3 separate regions of the Homo sapiens genome follow, and regions 2 and 3 are each linked to region 1. A link is an interaction called in ENCODE POLR2A ChIA-PET data of the cell type or tissue named here. Cell type or tissue: OCI-LY7. All regions are shown on one strand. Links, peaks and the distances in the headings refer to the core of each region. The heading gives the core; the rest is flanking DNA.

The links. Peaks named below come from ENCODE experiments on the same cell type or tissue, not always from the same donor. Only the 100,000 strongest peaks of a DNase experiment are listed, where the experiment ranks them.
Region 2: POLR2A ChIA-PET joins it to region 1 with 5 read pairs; 2 of 35 experiments call an interaction of 5 or more read pairs at or near these places.
Region 3: POLR2A ChIA-PET joins it to region 1 with 6 read pairs; 2 of 35 experiments call an interaction of 5 or more read pairs at or near these places.

The regions. Positions count from the first base shown.
Region 1 is chr13:50,584,916-50,589,907 of GRCh38, forward strand. No RefSeq gene overlaps it. Among named protein-coding and RNA genes, the nearest start is that of DLEU1-AS1, 60 kb to the left of the region's middle. In OCI-LY7, for the core only: no CTCF peak of the experiment used is centred there; a DNase peak (open chromatin) is centred at 2,406.
Region 2 is chr13:50,862,249-50,867,240 of GRCh38, forward strand. No RefSeq gene overlaps it. Among named protein-coding and RNA genes, the nearest start is that of DLEU7, 21 kb to the left of the region's middle. In OCI-LY7, for the core only: no CTCF peak of the experiment used is centred there; no DNase peak of the experiment used is centred there.
Region 3 is chr13:50,780,416-50,785,407 of GRCh38, forward strand. It overlaps a transcript of DLEU7 not described here. Among named protein-coding and RNA genes, the nearest start is that of DLEU7-AS1, 25 kb to the right of the region's middle. In OCI-LY7, for the core only: no CTCF peak of the experiment used is centred there; no DNase peak of the experiment used is centred there.

The DNA.
Region 1 (4,992 bases), core at 1,271-3,770:
AGGAACCCCAGTGGATGGTAAGTGTATGTACCCACTTAGAAGGAATGGAACAAAGCTAGCTTTCTGACAATGGACACACGTTTAGTCTGATAAACTGGGCTTGGGAGACAGGCAGAGGACAGGGACTTGGGACAGAGTGGTAGACAAGGAATGTGAGTGAGTCAAGGTGGGAAGGCTAAGGGAGCCCTTTGTGTGCCTCGGAGAACAAAGCTGGTGTCAGCTTTCGGCCTTTTTATGCTAATATTTTATGATTAAAAGTCTAATTCGTTCTTTGGGTTTTATGATTTATACTGCGTACTGTGTAAATCCAGGAAATCAGGCTAGGTTCTCCACGAGCCACATTTGCACAGCTTGATGAGGTTTCGCTTCCACACGGTGTGGCTATTTCTTAGTGGATTCTCTTCTACTTTTAGCCACAGAGCACTTCATCCTGCAGATGTCTTGAGTATGCATCAGCTGTGTCAGCAAAGATCCCTAAGACAGAATTGCTCCCCTGGGATGCCGAGCAGGGATTTACTTCTTTAAACCCCCTTTTATTTAAGTGCTGGCAACAGGGTTATAACAAGGAACATATTTCAAAACCATTTTCTCTGTCCCTATCTATTTCTGCAATCTTTATTTCAGCAAATAAAACCTAGGGTCCAAGTCCCATTTTTTCCCAGGATAATTTCGCCTCTCACACAAGAGTGTGTTTCTGAAATACTAAATCAAGGGGCTGTTGGGGCACCCTCAGAGCTCAGAGCAGCTTGAGTGTGAAGTAAACATTTTCTTTAAGGGGTCTTTCCACAGATATACCAGATGAAAAGTCCAGAGCACTGCGTTTTCCTTCACACAGACCTCAGGCTTTGTGACATCTGGAAAAAGTGGTTTGCTATTTGGACCTTCCAGCAAAACTCTCGTTCAATTGGATTCACATAAGACTGTGCTGTTCGCTTATAGTTTGGACAATAGCAACACCTCTCCTTTTACTTGGCAATGCTAGAAGCTATTTGGATAAAAATGAAAGCCCTTGAAAAAGCATTAGGGAAATTGTCACACTCCTGCTGTAAGGGTGTGAAAGGCTGTCGCTCAGTCTCCTGACCAGAGCTGAAAAGGTGTCTTAGCTCACCTGGATCATCTCAGCCCTCTGTACTGGGGTTTCGACTCCTGATTTTAAGAGCTGGCATCTTAAAGGTTTAGTCCTTGGGTACCAAGCAGGGGAGACACAGGCCCCACTTGAGCACAGAGAAGCCAGGCCAGCAGAGGAAGATAACCCATGGGGCAAACCCCCCTTTTGTTGGCCTTGCAGGACCTGAGTGAAACAGACCAATTATCCACCCCACTCACAATCCCAGTCCATGGGGCAGCACCTCCCTTCCCTTAGCCTAGGAAGAAATTTCCATGGGAGAGGATTTTGTTGTTCTGAGGGGCATTTGGATGAGAATACAAAGAGAATGGGAGGAAACGGGAGAGAAAAATCATCAAGATGAAAAATGAACAAGATTTATGAGGGCAACCCATCCCTCTCCCGCTGCTCAGTCCCGCTCCCCGAAATGTATTTTCCAGCTCCTCATACAGACTGACTTTAAATGAAGCAAGCTAGCAAGCTGCCATCACTTTCTTTGAGAGACTATCAACAGATTAATAGATCTTCCCAATATAGTAATTCTCCTCAAATCAAGCCTATATTTTCCATCACATCACTGAATTTATGTTTCCCTTGGAGTAGCCTAAGCCTTTGTTTATGCCTTTTGAATGTTCATTTCATATCCACCACTATTGTGTTTCCTTTTAGCAATGCAGTCGCTGGGCCAGGTTATATAGCTCTAAGTCTTTGGAATAAGTTTCCTTCCAATCTGTAATTACCTTCATGCTGCTTTTCAGATTTCCTCTGGGTATTGTCATCTTCTGTGCTCTGGTTCTCTGCCCTGTGCGGGGATGAGGGTAACTGGGCTGTGCTTGGATCCTGCTGCGTGGAGCAGGGTTTGGCATTTGGGGGTCTGCAGACTTTCTGGCTTCCACGCTTGCTTTAGGACAAGTTATTAAACCTCTTGGAGTCTAAAACTTCTCATTGGTGACAAAAGTAATTTTTGTCTCTTCCTTCAATCCCCTCACACTCTGTTAACCTCCACACCCAAGCCTGGCTGCTTTATTGATCTCATTCTCATAGTCGTCTATCCTCCCCAGGTCTCAAAACCCTACTGGATATGGCTACAAGATCCAGGGCACAGAGAAGAGAGAGGACGGGTCTTTTGTGATTCTCCCAGCAGGGCAAGAGGTGTGAAGAAATACCAGTTGCCTTGTAGAATACGGACAGAATTGAATGTAGGCAGAGTGAGAATTTGAACTTCTGGGAACAAAGTTGTTAAATAAACAGAATGTTTGCATTATAGAGTCTCAAGAGGCTGCTCTGAGACCGCCTTCCTCTCTGCATCATGTTCGGCCAGTTCCTCTTTGTCTGAAAAACTCTAAAAGACTTCTCTCCTGCTACTTTGTTCTTGATTTCTTTTTGTCACCAAACCTCAGGCTTTTTGTGCTGTTTTTCTCCCATATGTGCTTAAATTTGTAAAATAAATTCATCTGTGTCTTTTGGTTTTATAGGAAGGTCTTGAGAAAACCTGAAAACCGTTAGGACTTCGAAAGGCTGCTTGATTAAGATGCCACTCCCATCCCCCTTCATTTAAAAAGAAAAGCTCTTCAAAGTCTTACAGCTATGAAGACCATATTTTTAGGTTCCTTGTGGTTACTTTAATGTCTGACCTTTCTTTGACATTGTGTTTGGGAAAGGCAGGGGATATCTCCAGAGATAAATTTTGATCCACCATTTTCAGTCCACGCCAACTCCCAAATAGTTGACCCTGATTCATCTTGAAGGCAAATGCTCGGCTTCTTTCACTCTCACCCCTTGGGTGGCGCATCACTCAGACCTTTTGGTTCCCCTTTCCCATCCTCTCCCTACCTCCTCCCAGTTCACGCAAACAAAAGTTGCCCCATCACCAAGAAACTCAGCAGTCCTGACCTTTTCCTCGCCTTTGCTGGTTGTTTGCCTTGGATCTGCTTTTTGGTGCTAACGGCCCAGGCATGAGTCCCAGCCTGGGCCCTGTTCTTTAGGGGATTCAGCTCGGCTTCCCTCGGCCTGCCTGCACTGCCCCCTAGACTGCCCCTCGGTGGCTACCCAAACAGCCAAGGCCCTCCCACACCCAGGTGCAATCTAGTGTATTCCATCAAGGGGTGGCCAAGGCAGTCTGTGTGGGCAGTGCGTGGGAGGAACTGTGTGGGCAGTTCATGGAAGTGAGAACTGATGTTGGACAGAGCCAGGGAGGAAAGGACAGGAGGATGGGTCATAGGCTGGGACCTAAGTGATAGCATCCAGTTTTCCAGAAGCTCTGACGTTCTGCTGCAGAACTGTGAGGAGTCTGAATTCTAAATGGGTCCTCAGCCTTCTGGATATATTTATCAATATAGAGGAGCAAGCATATTTAATGATTTGTGAGCTTCTGTGTAACTTTTACAAATCTAGACCTGTGCTAGGCAGACCTCCATTTATACTCTTCCCTAGGCCTGCTAGAAGGTGTTAGGGCAGGCCTGCCCGGGACTGCAGCTTAGAGCAGTCTGATTTTGTTGATGGGGGTGAAAACTGTCAGAGAGAGGTGCTTTCTGCTGGATGAAAGGAGAGGCTGGAGGCCAGCTCCCCAGACCCAGCCTTCTAGGTGTTCCTACGGCTTTTCTATCCAAATGTCTGCCCCCTAAAGGGAATGTGGCTCTCTGGGGGAAGGGCTGTGCTAGTTCTAGAACGAGTCAGCTTTGGGGAGCAAACATGGTACGTGCTCTCCTAGTGGAGCATCAGTGGCTTTGCAAGCTGGCTAGGCAGTGGGCCCCAATCTATTTTATTAGACCCATCACTCAAACTGAACCCAACACATTACTTTACACTGGCGCGGGGGTACTCAGTGGGTAGACCCCTGAGTCTGTCAGGGGTAGACTTTTCTTTCCTTGTTTGGCTCATTCATGCCCTGTGATTCCTAAAGCATTGCTCATCTCAAGTCTAAGTTGCTGTGCCCCTTGAGGAAAGTTAAATATCATTGTGTTCTTTACCTCAAATGAGTAAAAAAGAAACGTCTTCAACATGGTGAGTTTTCTTAAAACCTCCAATAATATGATTAAACATTTTCATGGTTGATGAAATAAACTTTTCAAAGTAATATGGAAAAAAATGATTCCATTTAAATACCTTTTAGCCAAAAAAACCTATGAAGCTTGTTATGCAGTGCAGGAACAGAGACTTTTGCAGGGCTTGCCTGAGCATCTTGAGGTCTGTGGTTCAGCTACCAGCCCCACCATTGACTCAGGACTCAGCTGGGGTGGAACCCTGCAGGCAGACAGGCCTGTGTGTCCTGGCAGGTTCCCAGAATACAGGCCAGGGTGCACAGGCAGGCAGGGAAGTGACTGAGTGTGTACATGTGAATTTCTGTGCAGACCTCTGCAGAAGCAGCTTGAAAGCCAACCTACTAATATCTCAAGGCTTCAGATTTCCAGAATGCTGACCAATTTATGACTAAGATATGCATTTCTGTGTTCAGGCTACCCACAGATCCAGGGCCATAAATAACTGCCAAAGAAGAGAAGCCTTCTCTCTTCTCTGCTGTTGCTTCATTTTATAGTCTCAGGAAATCTCATCATAGGTAAGTAGTACCTCGAAAACTTAGCCACATTCCTTTGCAAAGAATAACAGAAAGCAAAAAAATACAAACTGCTTCCACCAATCCTGGATAGGCCTGTGTGAGAAAAAGTTATGCATTCATTTAATAAATGTTTATTGGGAGCCTACTATGTGTCAGTCAGTTAGGGCAAGAGGTGTGAACCAGCAAGGATCAGAAGCTTGGCTGAGTTACACAGGGCAGGGTGGGCTGAACTGGGGCAAAAGGATTGCTGGCCTCCAGCCCTGATTTCATAGCATATTGAGTTACCAGATAACTGTCTTGTGTCTCAACCGGCACAGTCATACAGTTTAAG
Region 2 (4,992 bases), core at 1,627-4,126, 280 kb after region 1:
TTGAGCTGATGGTTCTGTGTTTATGTGACACATATGTCTTTAATACTGTGAAGAAACAGTGGTTTCTGTATATTAACAATGAACAATCTGAAAAGAAAATTAAGGAAACAATTTTGCTTATACTAGCATCAAAATAAATAACACATTTAGGAATAAACCTAAACAAAAATGTGAAAGACGCATACACTAAAAATTATAAAACATTGCTGAAAGAAATTAAGAAGATGTGAATAAATTGAAAAATACCTCATGTTCATGGACTGGAAGACTTAATATTGTTAATATGTCCATACCACCCAAAGTGATTACAGATTTAATGCAATTTCTATCAAAATTCCAATGGCATTTTTTTTAGAAACAGAAAAATTTATCCTAAAATCCATATGGAATCTCAAGGTACCCTGAATAGCCAAAACGATTTGGAAAAAGAACAAAGTTGGAGGATACATACTTTCTGATTTCAAAATATATTACAAAACTACAGTAATCAAAACAGTGTCATACTGGGATAAAGAAAGATATGCAGACCAATGGAACAGAGGTGAGAACTCAGAAATAAACCCTCACATATATGGTCAAGTGATCTTCAACAAGGATACCAACACCACTTAATGAGAGAAGAGCAGCCTCTTCAACAAATAGTGTTGGGAAAATTGAATAGCCACATGCAAAAGAATAAAGTTGGACCCTTCTCTTATACCATACACAAAAGCTAGCTCAAAATGGATTAAAGACCAAATGAAAAACCCAAAACTATAAAACCCCTAGAAGAAAACCTAGGGGAAAATCTCCATGACATTGGACTTGGCAATGATTTCTTGAATACAACACCAATAGCACAGGCAAAAAAAGATAAAATAGACGAATGGGATTATATCAAATTTAAACAATTCTTGTTCATCAAAGGAAGCAATCAACAAAGTGACAAGGCAACCTACAGAATGGAAGAAAATATTTGCAAATCATATATGTGATAAGGGGTTAATATCCAGAATACATAAAAACTTCTACAACTCAACCACAAAAAATCAAATGAACCAATTAAAAAATAGGCAAATGAATTAAATAAGCCTTTCTCCAAAGAGATACAAATGGTCAACAAGCGTATGAAAAGCTGCTCAATGTTACTATTTATCAGAGAAATGCAAATCAAAACTACAATGAGATATTATCTCACACTCTTAGGATGGTTACTCTAAAAAAAAAAAAAACAATAAACATAAAATACCGAGTGTTGATGAGGAGGTGGAGAAATTGGAACCCTTATGCACAATTGGTGGGACTGTAAAATTGTGCAACTGCTATGGAAAACAGTATAGAGGTTCCTCAAAATATTAAAAATAGAACTACCATATGATCCAGCAATTCCACTTCTGGATATATATCCAAATAATTTGAAGTCAGTATATTGAAAAGATATTTGTACATTCATGTTCAGAGCAGCATGATTCTCTATAGTCAAGAGCTACAAGCAACACAAATGTCCATTGACATGAATGGATAAACAAAATGTAGTAAATTCATAAAATGGAATATTATTCAGCCTTAAAAAGTAAGAAAGTTCTGTCACATACTGCAACATAGATGAACCATGAGGACATTATGCTAAGTAAAATAAGCCAGTTAACAAAAAGACAAATACTGTGATTCTGCTTACATGAGGTATCTAAAGTAGTCAAATTCATAGAGACAGAAAGCAGAATGGTGATTACCTGGGGCTGGAAGCAAAAGAAAATGAGGATTTTTTAAATGGGCATAGAGTTTCAGTTTTGCGAGATAAAAAAGTTCTGGAGATCTGTTTCACGACAATGTGAATGTACTTAATGCCACTTAAAAATGGTTAAGATGGGCCGGGTGTGGTGGCTTATGCCTTTAATCCCAGCACTTTGGGAGGCTGAGGTGGGCAGATCATTTGAGATCAGGAGTTCAAGACCAGCCTGGCCAACATGGCAAAACTCCATCTCTACTAAAAATACAAAAATTAGCTGGGCGTGGTGGCGCACGCCTGTAATCCCAGCTACTTGGGAGGCTGAGGCAGGAGAATCACTTGAACCCAGGAGTCGGAGGTGGAAGTGAGCAGAGATGGCGCCACTGCACTCCAGCCTAGGCAACACAGTGAGACTCCGTCTCAAAAAAACAAAAAAAAAGGTTAAGATGTTAAATTTTATGTTATGTGTTTTTTCACAATAATAATAATAATAATAAAACCTCCCCTCAAAAAAACAAAAAGAAAAAGTAGAATGGGGAGAAGCAATTTTTTAAATCAAATTATATATCACTCATGACATTCAAAAGAAGATAAGCTGAATACAAGTAAATTTTCTTTGGTGCATTAAGAGCTACTGTTGAAGAATTAACTTTGACACAATTTCCTTTGTGGGAAAGTTTGTGTTTGGCATCATTTTGAGGCAGTAGATGATGATTGACAAATACTGTCAGAGCACCTCCTATGCACTTCAGGTGCTAATGAAAACAACAGCTGCAGGGCCTTTTAACCGCCCCAGGAACTTTGAAAGCACCATGGGAGTATGGCACAAATTTCAGCTTCAGGGATGTTGATATTATGGCATGTTGGATCTGTAGGGATATGAGGTGCATTTAGTTACAAAATTTTAGTGACAGCTTAAAATTTTAGTAGGTCTTTGCGGTTTTAAAGATGTGTGGCTAAGTATTTTGCTTAAGATAGAATGTTCGGCATTATATAGCTTAAAGAGGTATCAGAGAAAAGTAATAGTCATTGCTAAAAGAAGAAAAAGACATAGGTGTATGTGGCAAAGAAATGATGTAGAATAGAGAAACTTACTGCACTCTAAGCTGCCCTATCTGTGAGTGTAATAAGGCAAATAGCTAACATGTGTAGAGACCAGCTGTGAGCCATCTCCCTTACTCCTCATGGCACAGGAGCAGCCCTAGGAAACAGAAAGACAACAGGATCCGTTGAGAAGCAATTGATTTGGGTACAAAAAGCCCATCCTTTTGACAACGAAGCTATATTTCATATACAAACACAGGCATGGGTATATCTAGGCATGCTGTGTGTATTTGTTGTCAGTACAGTTGTCCCTCTGTATCATTAGGGGATTGGTTCCAGAACGTCCACATATGCCAAAATCCAAGCATACTCAAGTCCTGCAGGGGCCCTGCAGAATCCAAGTACAGGAAAAGCCGGCCCTCTTTATATACTTGGGAATACTGTATTTTTGATCCAGGTTTGGTTGAAAAATCCACACATGGCCGGGTGCAGTGGCTCACGCTTGTAATCCCAACACTTTGGGAGGCTGAGGCGGGCCGATCATTTGAGGTCAGGAGTTCGAGACCAGCCTGGCCAACATGGTGAAACCCCGTTTCTACTAAAAATACAAAAATTAGCTGGACGTGGTGGCAGGCGCCTATAATCCCAGCTACTCAGGAGGCTGAGGCAGGAGAATCGCTTGAATATGGGAGGCAGAGGTTGACGTGAGCCAAGATCGCACCACTGCACTCCCGCCTGAGCGACAGAGTGAGACTTCAAAAAAAAAAAAAAAAATACATAAATAAGAAAAAGAAAAAGAAAAGACAGAAAACTCCGCACATAAGTGAACCCATGCAGTTCAAACTCATGTTGCTCAAGAGTCAGCTTTATATTATGTAAATGCCAAACTATTAATTGGTTTAAACCTTGGTCATTTGATAATTTATTTTGTTAAGCTCATTTCTTTAGCCTCATCTACATAATTAGAGGGATGAATAAATAATTTAGAGTATATCATACTAAGAAATACACTGAAACCATTAAAAAGAACAATGTAAGTACAGCAGGTCCTCAAATAATGCCATTTTGTTCAACATTGTTTTGTTATCATGTTGATGAGGAAAAAAAGAAATCACTTCCTGGCTGGGACCACTGACCACGTGGAGTTTGCACATTCTGCCCATGTCTGCACGGGTTTTCCCTGGGTACTCCAGTTTCCTCTCACCTCCCAGAGAGCCGCGCATTAGGTGAGTTGGCGTGTCTGAAGTGTCCCGGTCTGGGTGAGTATGGGTGTATGACAGTGCATCCTGCAATGGGATGGTGTCCTGTCCAGGGCTGGTTCCTGCCTTGACTCTGCGCTGCCTGGAGAGGCTCCAGCCAGTCTGGACCGTAAAATGGAATAAGCAGGTAAATAATATAATTAGCTTGCTTTTATTAATCTTTCTTAAATGTGTATATCGTTTACCTTTATTTCAAATTTTAATATGGAAAGTGTTTTGGTCTTTATTTAGAAGTTTGTTGGTTTTTCTGACCAGAAATATGCCATAGAAACTTAACTCTTATTTATATCAATCAGCCTCTGGTAAAATTAGTTTCATTACACATTGGTTTCCTTAAAGTCACAGGCAGTTTCTAAGAATCTATCCACGATGTTAAGTGAGGACTTACCATACTGACATGGAAAAATTGTCTAGGTATAATGTATTTTTTAAAAGTCACAGAACTTGTATACAATGATTCCAATTATATTTTTTAAATGGTACAAGAAGATAGTTACCAATCGCTACTGCTAGTAATAGCAGAGGAGTAAACAGGGTGGGTCACATGAACCCACCCTTCAAATAACATTTATAAAAACTGGGTAAAATAAAATAAAAAAATTTTAAGACAGTGAGTCTGTCTTAAAACTGGATCTGACTGAAGCTGCAGGAGAGTTTAAGTACAAAAACCTGCAATTAGAAGGGGTAAAATGAGTTTGTGGCTTTCTGGCCCAAGGGCATGGCCCAATCCCTGTGTCTACGGCTACAGAAAATTGTGGAAGAAAACCACATCTTTATTAGTTAAAGGTGCCAGAGATAAGAGTTGAGGGGTGGAAAAGCAGCTGGAAATTTAAAGGGACAATCCTGGCAGGGAAAGAGTAAGGGAAAAAGTGAAACACAAGTTCTAAACATAAACTCTGCCCAAATCCCTGACTAACAGCCAAACTCCAAAGGCATGGAGGAGACCCTAGTGGCCCACAAAATAAGCATGCAGAAAAAAGT
Region 3 (4,992 bases), core at 1,047-3,546, 200 kb after region 1:
ATTTGTTGAGAGCAAATATCAGTTTGCAGACTTCTGAAAACAGCATTTACTAGTAATTTGCAACACATTATCATGTGGGAATCAGATTACAGCTAAGGAGCCCTCATAAAACCAGCTTTAACAATTACTACGTTTCTGGAGAAATATATGTGCTCTTTGCCTCTGTGAGAATGCAGTCATTTGCCTTATGTGGAATTGGGGTGGAGGGAGAATACCATCCTCAGGCTACATAGTTGCTGAAGTGAAATAAACTCAGTCCAAAAAGTAAAGTCATCATTGGTCCTTTCCCAAAAGGGTTCCCACAGAAACGAGGTACGGCACAGGGCAGAGGGAGGTGGAGAAGGCCTGTGGTCAATCTCACAGAGATGGAATCTGTGAGTGTGCAAATGCAGAAGGGGCAATCAGAGTCTGTGGCCAGGCAGAGAACAGGCTGGGAGTCAGTAAGTGTGATATCTCGCCTTCCTGTCTCCGCTCGTTTCCCCTGTTCTGCCAGATAGGTTTCCATTCCTCCCTCCCAGAGCCAGCACTCAAACACTGGCTTTCTTCAGATGAGTTCCCAATCCATCCATCTGTCCATCTATCCTTGGGTTTGCTCAAGCAATCAATCAAACATGTTCTGATTTTCTGCCTGCATTTTCTTACCCAAATAACTGGAGAATTTCTGCCTGCCTTCCTTAAATGGCTATTTTTCTAAATCAAGTTGGTAAATATCTATAAAGCAGTGGTTCTCAGACTTGTTGGTACTAAAACCTCTATACACTCAGTAATTGTTGAGAATCTCAAAGTGCTTTTGTTCATGAGGGTTGTACCAATCAATATTTACCATATTGGACATAGGCCACTTTAGAAATTAACTAGAAAGTAGAAAGGAATGTTTAAAACACACAAAAATAGCGAAGCACATTTGACCAGCCATCAGAGAAATGCTGTCATCACATGTCACTTCGCCTCTGGAAAACTCCACTGTATACCAGTAAGAGAATGAAAGTGAAAAAGCAAATACCATCTTAGTAACTGTGAAAATAGTTTTGAACTCCTGGACCTCCAGGAAGATCTTGAGCACCGCCAACATCCCTAGACACTTTGAAAACGGCTGCTCTAGAGCATCTGCAAATGGTCTTCCTGCCTCAGTCCCTTGTTCCCCACATCACTGCCTCGTGGATCTTCCTAAAACACACATTTGATGGTGACACTCCCCTACCTGGAGCCCTTTTTATGGCTCCTTATCATCTGTGGCATAAATTATCAATAGCAACCATGATCTAGACCACGCCTGTCTTTGCCGGGAAGACTCCTATCTGTCCTTCGCATCTCAGCTCAGAACACTAGGAAGTTGTGATAATTTTGACAAGATTTTGCCTTAGATGAAATAGAACAAATAAAAAAAAATTCTACTGAATTGTTTTATTTGCAAATATTTGTGAGATTAAAAAATAGATGGCTTTGATTTTAAGATTTTATGTTAGAAGTCAGAAAATCTTGAAATTTGATGCCAAGAGCCCACTACACTTTTAGGCTCTGTAAGCCATGAATATCTTTGAACATTTAGTATGTCCTTCTCCATATGTATTCAAACTGTGGTTTTATTTATATGCATAGTGGCTGCCCTCTAGAATAAAAGCATTTCATCTATCTCTTTCCCCCATACCCCCAAAAAACTTGGCTCAAATGTCATATATTTCAAGAAGCCTTTCTTAACACTCTCTTCCCTCCGTTAGTGGTCTGATCATGACTCCTCACATATCTAGAAAACCACCTCCCTCACAAAGGGTCTGTAAGTCCCTTGAGAATAAAAATCATTTTTCATTAGTCTTTGTAACTAGACTTTAGTACAGTGACTGGCATGGTTCCTGAAACAAAAGCCATTTCCAATAAATGGCTAACGGAAATCAGACATGTGCATATGTTGTGTCTTTGCCATGGTAATCATTTTCCCAGCCTCTGTGCCATCCTCCAATATAGCTCTTTTCTCAGCATCTAAGATTCTGTTGTTGGCAGTGTGATATTCTCAAATAGCCATAACCAAAACTTTAGTCATCTATGAATTCTCCCTCACTCTCAACCTCCTTGTCCAAGAAGCTATTGCGACCTCTTCATTTGATCTCTGCAATTTTATCTCCAACCATTTTATCCTTTCTGCCTTCCCTTGCCATGGCTTTAATTTGCTTCCTCATTATTTCACACTTGACCATTAGCACAGCCTCCTCATCTTCTACAAAATAGCCCTAGTTTCCATATAGTGAGCTTCTTGAAGTCAGAAGATTTATTCCTTACCATATTCCTAGCATATTGCACAGGACTCAAAATTGTCTTTTGAATAAAAATGTGAATTCCCACCCATCATATACACTGTCTACAGAAAAAAAAAAAAAAAACTCTTCAGGATAACTTCTAATCATGTCCTTTACCTATTCAAACATTTTCTGTGTCTTCCATTAATTACTGAATGTAGCAGATGCTGTTGGTGCCTGGGTCCACCTCCCCTCAGCCTGCGTTCACCTACAACATGAGCTCCCAAGACAGTTTCCCACTTCAAAGGCGTGTGTCTCTTTTCTATTCTTCCTAAAAGTTTTCTCCAGCATCAAGGGAGCTTGTTTTACAAAAGGTATAACCCAGAAGTTGGGAAAAGTCAACACTGCTGAGGGCAACCTCAACCAATAGGGGTTGGGAATCACTTGCTGAATTCCTCAGTCTCCTTATCTCCGGTAGATGGATTCTAAAGTGTGTTTCTCCATTTCTCAGGGGGCCCAGCAGGGCTGAGCTCCCATTGCTCACAGCAGCAAATCACTCATTTAACAAATGTTTCATTGGTTTCTCCCTTCCCTATCTCACTTCCCCTACTTCTTCCCTTTTGTGCCCCCAGAGATGGCCTTCCAAATAAACTATCTGAACCAAACAATGACATGAACAAAATCTAAACTTCCTGGCCTATCATTCAAAGTACCCCAATAGCTTGATTCTAATCTATATTTTCAGGTTACGTCATCTTACACATAATCTTACACAGAGTCCACCCTCTGGCCAACTGGAAGCCTTGTTGATCCCCAAACCATCTCACTCCAAGTTATAATTATTCTGTAGTTTCATTCACTTAGAATGACACCACTATGATTAGCTTAGACCAGTGGAGCTTCCCTCCCTAGTATGGGGAGGGACCCAGCCGATACAACCTCTCAGAGGAGGGTGACTGCAGTGAAGTCCTGTGAGCAAAAGAAAGTACAGGCTATAGCTGATGGATTGATGGCCAATAGCGTCTCTGCCACAAACAGGTAGCAGGAATGTAAAACATAAAGAAAATAGGTGCTCACAAATTCAACACAAAGTGCTGGAGACGTACTGGTGAGCTGAGGTGAGTCCTCTGAAATTTACTCCAGCAACAGACACTTTTTTACACACCCATCCCCAGCCATCAGTCCCTGATCCCTGCCATAGGCTCTCCCCATGCTGGCCCATACCACGCCCAAAGGAACACATATAGAGATATGGCCAGGCCCTCTAGGCCTGTGCTGTGACTGCTCTGCCAGAACAAAGATCACAGACTTACCACTCCCTGTTTTTAAGAGGTTGCCAACCCTTGCTCTTGCAAAGCCGTAAGCTCTAGCTTCAGTTCAGCGACCCGCCCCCTGTGTTTTGCCAGGCACATGGATTTCTGTGCAACCTGGATGCAGAGAGTTTCCAAATGTCTAGAGCTGTGAGATGTTAATCAAACGTCCACTTGAAGTGCTTTGGAAGCACTTCTGCTTTTTGGGTTATTGATGTGCTCATGTTGTATTAAGATATATTTCTGGTGCAATCATGAATTCACTTCAAGACATATTAAAGAAGGATTTTTTCCTAGCTGCTTACTTCAGAACATTGGTCCCTACAGACCAGGTATTTTTCACAGCTCCTTAGAGGCCCATAAAAAGTGATGGAAAAATGCAGCTGGGCATCTCATGTGGAAATCAAACCTACTGGAATTCCATCTGCATATCTGCCTTAACTTAGCTTGGTTATTGGTTCTTCTGAATTGTTCACTGCATACCTCTCCCCAACTTGTTTCCATCTCAAGGGAGGAGAAGCAATGGGAATTTTCGATCACATTATTCTCCAAGAAAGATGTTTGTGCCCCCAGATAATGGACATTTCCCTCCACAGAGCATGTCACACTCAGGAGAAGTGTTCAAGTGCATTTTCTATGGGCACAAATGGCAACCTGTCCTGGAGACACTCACAGAGAGATTGCATGGCCGCTGCATTTGAAAGCATGGACTCCCATCCCTGACCTGCCACTTCTCCCTAGCGGTGACCTTAGACAAGCTGCTCGGACCATCTGGGTTCTTTCTCTGATCTGTAGTGGAGTGATCAATCTCCTTCCCTGCATCTGTGTGAACAGTTAAGTGCTTTATAAAAGTAAGCGATTCATATTGGAACCTGTCCTGCAGCTCTGAGTGAACTGTTCTTCCCTAGAGCTGTCAGTTATCAACCTGAAACTAGCTGTCTTCAGATGTGCAAATTAGTTTTTTCTTACTGAAGAGAGTCTGGGGACTTCTTGTTCTTCTCTAGATTTAACATAATTGGGCTTTTACTTGGGCTGCTTATATAAGGAGAAGAGACAACCCCTCAGCTTACGTCATGCCCTATGGAAGTGCCATGACTGTTGGTCCTGTGAAGCCTGAGTTTGCCAATGGATAATCTACTAGATGGCCTGGGTTAATGTTCCTTCCTGCTGACTTAAGCTGAGGAGTAACTTACGCAGGTGTGACATCAAATCATTTGGAGAAAACCCATATTCAATGGGCACCTGGGGTTGGGACAAGTGAGACACAGAGATGGATGCACCCGGAATCAGGAATGAGGCCAGGCATTCACTAGCTTTCAATTATTTCACATCTTAGAGCAATTTTAGATTAAATCAGAAGATGTGACAGTAATCATAGTAATCAGTGTAACACTACAATTTTCTTAAATTTTGTTTTTGAGAGGAGTACCTGGGGAGTACAGAACAGTTTT